Linked DNA regions of Homo sapiens: regions 2 and 3 are each linked to region 1. The links are chromatin loops, found by intact Hi-C in ENCODE. Cell type or tissue: chondrocyte. All regions are shown on one strand.

Region 1 (2,500 bases):
CGTGCACGGTGGCCTGCTAGCCCTTTGGGGGGTAGCATGTGCAGTGTGTTTACTGGAGTTGTACACATGCTCACCCGAGGAGTTCTTCCCTTTTACTGGTGGAATGCTCCTGGAAGGTCAACTCCGCCATTTCGTGTCTTAATGCACGTGCTTGAGCCCACTCGCCCAGCTCCTGAGATCTTATAGGAAACTGATGATCACCAGTTTTAGGTGTTTTCTATCTACAGGCAGAATGCCTTTTCCTGGTGCTGGTTGAGACCTATTACTATTTTAGAGAGGCAGTGTGACAACTGCCTAACCATCACCTAATGATCGCCTGATTTTCCTGGTGGGGTGTAGGGGCCCTCTTCTGCCCTGTTCATGTCTCACTAGCTACCCACCGTAACACTCCTGAGCACACTATTGGAGCTGGTGGGGTTTTCTTTGCAAATGCCACCATGTCACCCATAGCTTGGCCTGCAGGTCCCTGCACTAGTGCCAATGTAGATATTTTCTTTCCAAATCTAATCCCTAATTTACACACCCTTTGTGATGATGAGTTCAAATTCTTAGAGAAATTATTTAGCCCCCTGGAGAGACTGCTCTCCCAGTGTGGAGGGCTGGGGCTGGGGTCATATGTCAACATTGTTCAATGTGACACATATTTACTGAGCACCTACTCAGTGCCTATCCCTGGTGAGACAAAAGATGAGTGAGGAATGGCACCTGCCCTTGAGAAACATATAAGAAATGCTTCAGCAAGAAGCGTGTGTCTTTCTCTTGACCATAATGGCAATCTCCTAACACTGGAATAGGGTTAAGAAATCATAAAGAGTTCATGCATGTGTTCGTTGATTCATGAAGGCTTTATAGGGCCTCTACTTTGTCCCAGGCTCTATGCTAGACAGTAGGTAAAGCTGAATTGAAGGTTTTATTTTGCAGTTATTAAGCCTGTGAATAATTTCAGCACAGGAAGCCTACTGTGCCTTTCAGCACAGTTGACTTATGTCCAAGGTACAGATGTGGAACAGAAGAGAGAGTACTGAATGATGTTCTGGTGGGAGAGCAGGATGGTTCTGTGTCTGGGAGTGCTTCACGGAGGAAGTGGCTACTGAAAAAGGATTCAAAGGAAGACTCAGCTTGCCAGGCGGATGCATGGGGAAAAGGCATCCTAGGCTGAGGAAACAGCCTGTGCAAAGGCCTGGGGGCTGAGTCATGGACCAGCAGGGCTCAGAGGCTTTGCAGAAGTGATCTCATCCACCCACTCATAGTTCAGATGAGGCTGGGATGCAGAGAGCGGAAGGCACTGCCTAGAGCTACTCAGCCAGTTAACCACAGAGTTTTGATGGGAACCTGGCCTCCTACCTCCCAGCCACAGCTGGTATTTTCTTCTGCTGGGGAAATGCTACACATCATACACAATACCATCTTTACCACTTGATGGATCACAAGCAGGTATACATTTAAGTCATCTGAATTTAGTTCAAAGTTTGCAAATGGAGAGCAGAATTAGAGGGGCTGGCTGTGCTTTCCATGGGTCCAGATATATAGTGGGTGCTCAGTAAGGGTCTGTGCCCTCCTCCATGGCCAGATGTGGTCGGGGGGTGGGGGCGGGAAGTAAAGGCAACTCCCTGTTCTAAAGGAACACATGGATGACAACTTCCAACTTAGGATGACTTGAAGCTGGGCTTGTGAAGGCTCTGAGCAGCTGGGCTTGGAAGGCAATAATTTCTCAGGCAGAGCATGAGTACCTCTGTGTCTCCCAGTTTGAAAGGGAGCAAGTCATCCTGAAAATAAGCAAATGTCACTTCACCTCCGACCTGGCTGCCCTTTCAGTGGGTGCAGCGAATAAGGCCTTCTCGGTCATTCCGGGCTTTCAGTTTATGGGACTAAGAAAAAGGCAGAAATGCCAATAGTATACAATCATATCTATTTTATTATGCTTTGCTTTATTATGCTTGGCAGATACTCCATTTTTAAAAAACAAAGTAAAGGTTTGTGGCAATCCTGCTTTGAGCAAGTCTATTGGTGCCATTTTTCCAACAGCATGTGCTCACTTCATGTCTCTGTGTCACATTTTGGTAATTCTGGCAATATTTCAGACTTTTTCATTATTATTATATCTGTTATGGTAATCTGTAATTATTGATCTTTGATGTTACTATTGTAATTATTTTGGGGTGCCACAAACCGTGCCCCTAAGACAGCAAATTTAATCAATAAATGTTGTGTGTGTTCTGACTGCTCCACCAACTGGCCATTCCTTCATCTCTCCCTCTCTTTTGGCCTCCCTATTCTCCAAGACACAACAATATTGGAATTAGGCCAAGTAATAACCCTACAATGCTGCCTTAAGCGTTCAAGTGAAAGGAAGGGTGGCATATCTTGCTTCAAATAAGAAGCTGGACATGATGAAGCTTAGTGAGGAAGGCATATGGAAAGCAGAAAAAGGCTGAAAATGAGGCCTCTTGTACCAAACAGTTACAAATGCAAAGGAAAAGTTCTTGAAGGAAATTAAAAG
Region 2 (2,500 bases), 110 kb before region 1:
CCAAGGCTGAGAGCCACATATTCTAAGCAGCGGCCCCCAGCTTTAGTGGGCTTCAGAATCACATGTTAGACTTGTTAAAATGCAGGCTGCTGGGCCCCACTCTGGAGCTTCTGATTCTGTAGGTCTGGAGGTCTAACACACTCCCAGATGATACTGATGCTGGCGGGGACCACACTAGGGGATGTATACAATTCACGATGTATACAATTCATGTGCCATGCAATTCACTTATTTATGGTGCACGAGTCCCTGGTTTTTAGTACATTCATAGAGTTGTGCATCCAGCACCACATCAAGTTTAGAACATTTTTCATCACCCTAAAAAGAAACCTCACACCCGCTAGCAATCGCTTCCCCTCCCCCACCATCTGGCAGCCACTGATCTTTCTGCCTCTGTGGATTTGCATGGTCTGGCCATTTCGTATAAGTGGAATCATACACCATGTGGTCCTTTGTGTCTGGCTTCTTTCACTTAGCATAATGTTTGAAGGTTTATCCGTGTTGTAGCATGTATTATTACTGCATTTGTATGGCTGAATAATATTCCATTGTATAGACATATCCCATTATGTCTGTCTGTTTATCAGCTGATGGACATTTGGTTTGTTGTAGAACTTTTTGGCTATTATGAATAATGTTGCTGTGAAAATTCATGTACAAGTTTTTGTGTGAACGTATGTTTTCATTTCTCTTGGTTATATACCTAGGAGTGGAATTGCTGGATCATATGGTAATTCTGTGTTTAACCTTTTCAGGTTAACCACCGTGAGTTGGTGGCTGAGTGGGGATGAGAGGCAACGATCTTCACTCCCAGCCCACGCTCCTCCCCAGACCATGTTGTCCTTGACCCAAGGATCTCATCCATGTTGCCCCAGTGGGCTGCAGGGAGATGTGCGGAGTCTCTAGAAAGGCAGCGGCCCCTACCACCCCTTCTCTCTAATGGTGACTTCTGGAAATTGGCAGCTGGGTCTCACCTGTGGTATCAGCTGTTTATTTAAACTTCTGCCCTCTGGTTTCAAACCAGAAGTCCCAGGTGGCCTCCAGCAGGGTCTGTGGTTCTTTGCTCAGAGCCGGGTGCTGTCCATGCAGAGGGTGCCATCAGCCTGGTCAGATCCCCCACAGCCTCTGGATGTAAATGGACCTGAGCTCAGGCTTGGGTAGGGCTTTATCCCCTCCATCGGCTTAATTTGCCCGGGAATGTTCTAGGACCAGTCCACATTTGGCCCATCTGAAGTTTTCCAAAATCCCAAGAGTCCACTTGGGATCCTGAAATTCAACAGCATGTGTCTGCTTGGCTTCCTGCCCCTCACTCCCCAGAGCCCCCAAATGGTGAATTTCCTTTTCCTGGCCCCCTGCCGGCTTCAGCAGTCAACTTATACTTTAGTAATAAGCAGTGAAGAACACAGCTCCTGTGATATGGCATTTGTGCTTCTTCAGCAATAAAACTATTCCAGGGCCCTCAGTTGGGAACAGTGGAAGAATTTGGAGGTCAGTTTCCTGTTGTGGATCAGAGAGGAGGGCTCAGAATGTACATGAATCTTCATCTGCACCCTGAGGTTGCACAGCAAGAATAAGGACAGTAAGTACCAAAAGCTTAGGTGGCTCAGGTTGAGCAAAGAGTCTCCCAGTCTCCCAGAATCCTGCCAACTCAGCGATGATTTTACTTTTGCCCGTTTCCTTCTGGGCTTCGTGCACTTGCATGCAGCTCTCTGGAAGCTGTGATTGTGGCAGGCCCACGGGACGTCTCTCGCCACTCACCTAGGCTGTGTTTATGCATTTCAACATGTGCCCAGCCAGCATGTGCTGCCTCAGTGCTGGGCCCTGGGCGGACACTGAGTAGGGACCGGTGATGAAAGGTGCGCAGAGCTGACGTTCTCGTAGGGCAGAGAGAGGCAAAATTAAGCAACAGCTCCGGCTTCTGGGCATTTTGTCGTGTTTGCTGAGGAGCCCTTACATCATCGCATTCCGTGTTCACATTCCATGCAGTGAGTGGAAGTACTGTTTCTCATGCTGTTGCTGTGTGTAGCACGCGCGGCCCTTCACATTCTTTCCTGTCGTCTTCTGGGATGGGGGGTGATGTGGACCTCGTAGCGCATGTGGCTTTTCCGTTGTGTGGATTATTTTTGTAAAGCTGATACTTAGAAGTAGAATTACTGAATGAGTCAAAACTTAGGAACTTATATTTTTAAGTATTTTGGAATGTTTCAAACAGAAAATTTCAAAGCAGAGAGCATAATTTCCTCAGCCCTCATGTGCCCACCTCCCAGCTGCAGTAAGTACCCATCTCAGCCAGTCTTATTTTATCTCAAGCCCTCCGAGCTCTCACTGAATTATTTTAAAGCACATCGCAGTCCTCATGTTACTTCTTCTGTGCATATTTCAGTACGTACCTCTAAAGAAGGGGGATCTTTTAAAGAAGGCAGTCACACCGCCATGATTGCCTCTTAAACAATGGACAGTCGCTACTTACCAGCAAACATCTGGTCAATGTTTAGATGTT
Region 3 (2,500 bases), 81 kb before region 1:
GCCACCATTTTTGTTGCATGTGCCCTGTGAAGTGCCGTGAAGCCTGACTACCCTTGCTCAGGAGGAACCTGTCACTTCATTTTTTTCCCACTGCCAATCACCTGTCCCCATGATTTAGATCATCCCACTTCCCTTACCTGTAAATATCCTTAAGCCTTATCCTCAAGGGTCGGGTGGGGGTGGTTTTGAGAGCTGTTCTCCCACCTCCTCATGTATTGCCCTTGCAAATCTTTCTCTTTTGCAAAACCCATGTCATCATGATTTATTCACTGTGCAGAGGCAGAATGAACCTGGACCTAGCCAATCTTACTTAACAATTTTTGTATTTTCAGTAGAGGTGGGTTTTCACCATGTTGGCCAGGCTGGTCTTGAACTCCTGACCTCAAATAATCCATCCAGCTCAGCCTCCCAAAGTGCTGGGATTACAGGCGTATGCCACCGCGCCCAGCCCATTTGATGAGTTTTTACAAATGCATACACCTGTGTAATTCAAACCTCTAACAGGATATATAGACTTGCATTGGGGTTTTTAATGTTAAAACTTACAACAATACTTCAAATAATGTCTTCAAACACAAATCTTTGTACAGGTAATAATTAGACTCCTTTGGGTGACATATTTCAGAAAACAGCCCCAGCTAGCTTAAGCAAAGAGGGAGAGTGTAAAAAATATGACTCCATGGTACGGTGGCTCACACCTGTAATCCCAGCAATTTGAGAGGCTGAGGTGGGTGGATCATGAGGTCAGGAGTTCAAGATCAACCTGGCCAAGATGGTGAAACCCTGTCTCCACTAAAAATATAAAAATTAGTGCCAGGCACCTGTAATCCCAGCTACTCGGGAGGCTGAGGCAGCAGAGGTTGCAGTGAGCCAAGATCGCGCCACTGCACTCCAGCCTGGGTGAAAGAGAGAGACTCTATCTCAAAAAAAAAAAAAAAAAAAATATATATATATATATATATATATATGTGTATATATATATATATATGTATATATATATATGTATATATATGTGTATATATATATGTATATATATGTGTATATATATATGTATATATATATGTGTGTGTATATATATATATATGTGTGTGTATATATATATATATGTGTGTGTGTATATATATATATATATATATATATATGACCAGCAGAGGACCATGGCAGGAATGCAGCAGGGACTGGGACTAGGAGGCTGCCCGGGGAGTCCTGGAAGCTCCCTCTGTGTCCTCCATAGGGGTGCACCACTCACTTCTCCCCTCAGGACAACCTGCTGCTGCTGCAGAGAGAACAGTTGGACCACCTTCCAGCAATTGCACCTCTGGATCCAACACAGTGTTCGTGCCAAGGCCTTGCTCCCCCATCCAGCACACTCCACCCACAGGCTGCTGACTGAGCAGGGCAGGGATATAGAGCTGGCTGTGTCTGCCCCTCCATCCTGCAGCGAGGCTGGGAGCCTCCCCATTGGTCTGACCAAGAGTTGCCCAGAGCTATCCTGCAGTGTCAGGCTTGTTGTGTCTACTGAGGAAAGATGAGGTTCATACACATTTGGAAAGGAGAGCTTTATTTCTCATAAAGGGTTGCAACCTGCTGGGTGGTCATTCTGACAGGCTGGGAAACGTAGCCTCTGGCCAGAAGCCAGAAACAGACACTTCGAAGGTGGGGAGAATAAGACAGGGATTTACGCTGAATAGGGTGTCCAGATATACATATTCAACAGGTTATAGGAGCAGCAATGAATATTCACAAAGGGGAGGCAAGGGCATTCGTAGTAGGGTAACATGTATGTAACACGTGTCCCAGATTCACTTTGGGGTGGAGACTTAACATTTAAACATATTACAGTTAGGCCCTCTACATTAAAACGGGAAGCAGAGGACACGAAGGCCCTCTGGGTGCAGCTTCTGGAGACTGGCCAGAACCACTCTGTGGCCAGGGTTTTTTTTTTTTTTTATCAGGAGGGACTGCTTAGCGGTTGCTGTGTCAAGCTGCAAAAGGGGAGGGGCTGTGTTAGGCAGTTGGTTGGTACCAGCGTGAAGCAGTGGTTTCTGTTTAACCCTTAGAGAAGAAAGCCTAATGGTTAGGGGGGGAGGGGGCATAATGAGGCCTGTCCAACCTCCTGTTCCATCATGTCCGGGAACTCCATTTTTAAGGTTTCTCGGGGGTCCCCTAGGCCAAGAGGTGGTCCATTTGGTCAGTTGAGGGGCTTAGGATTTTATTTCTCTGGCTCTTTCCCTCTCTCTTTTTGTGGGTATTAGAGCCACACTGTGGTTTGAAGGCCCTTCCTGTTGCCTTCTGTTTCCTCCTTTGTTCTTCACAGGTGTTTCGCCAAATAGCTTTCTTGCACAGACTTGAACAACCCACCCTCTGCCTTGTCTCAGCCTCTCTGGGCACCTGCTTTGTCTCTGAAGGCCGGCACTGCTGTGGCACTGCTTGGTGAAAATGACCACCCTGGTTTCCAGCTTCACATGGTACAGTTCCAGCAGACTAAGAGCTGGTTCTT

Evidence for each region. Peaks named below come from ENCODE experiments on the same cell type or tissue, not always from the same donor. Only the 100,000 strongest peaks of a DNase experiment are listed, where the experiment ranks them.
Region 2: a loop joins it to region 1, with 4 times the contacts of the local background. A loop is called at or near these places in 5 of 110 quality-filtered maps.
Region 3: a loop joins it to region 1, with 2.2 times the contacts of the local background. A loop is called at or near these places in 6 of 110 quality-filtered maps.

Annotation. Positions count from the first base shown.
Region 1 is chr10:70,655,466-70,657,965 of GRCh38, forward strand. No RefSeq gene overlaps it. Among named protein-coding and RNA genes, the nearest start is that of ADAMTS14, 16 kb to the right of the region's middle. In chondrocyte, no CTCF peak of the experiment used is centred here; a DNase peak (open chromatin) is centred at 1,216.
Region 2 is chr10:70,550,282-70,552,781 of GRCh38, forward strand. The region is part of intron 18 of PALD1 (phosphatase domain containing paladin 1); the gene reads left to right. Among named protein-coding and RNA genes, the nearest start is that of PRF1, 51 kb to the right of the region's middle. In chondrocyte, CTCF peaks have their summits at 1,346 and 1,549; DNase peaks (open chromatin) are centred at 863 and 1,978.
Region 3 is chr10:70,574,210-70,576,709 of GRCh38, forward strand. No RefSeq gene overlaps it. Among named protein-coding and RNA genes, the nearest start is that of PRF1, 27 kb to the right of the region's middle. RefSeq lists an enhancer at 2,134-2,263. In chondrocyte, no CTCF peak of the experiment used is centred here; a DNase peak (open chromatin) is centred at 1,412.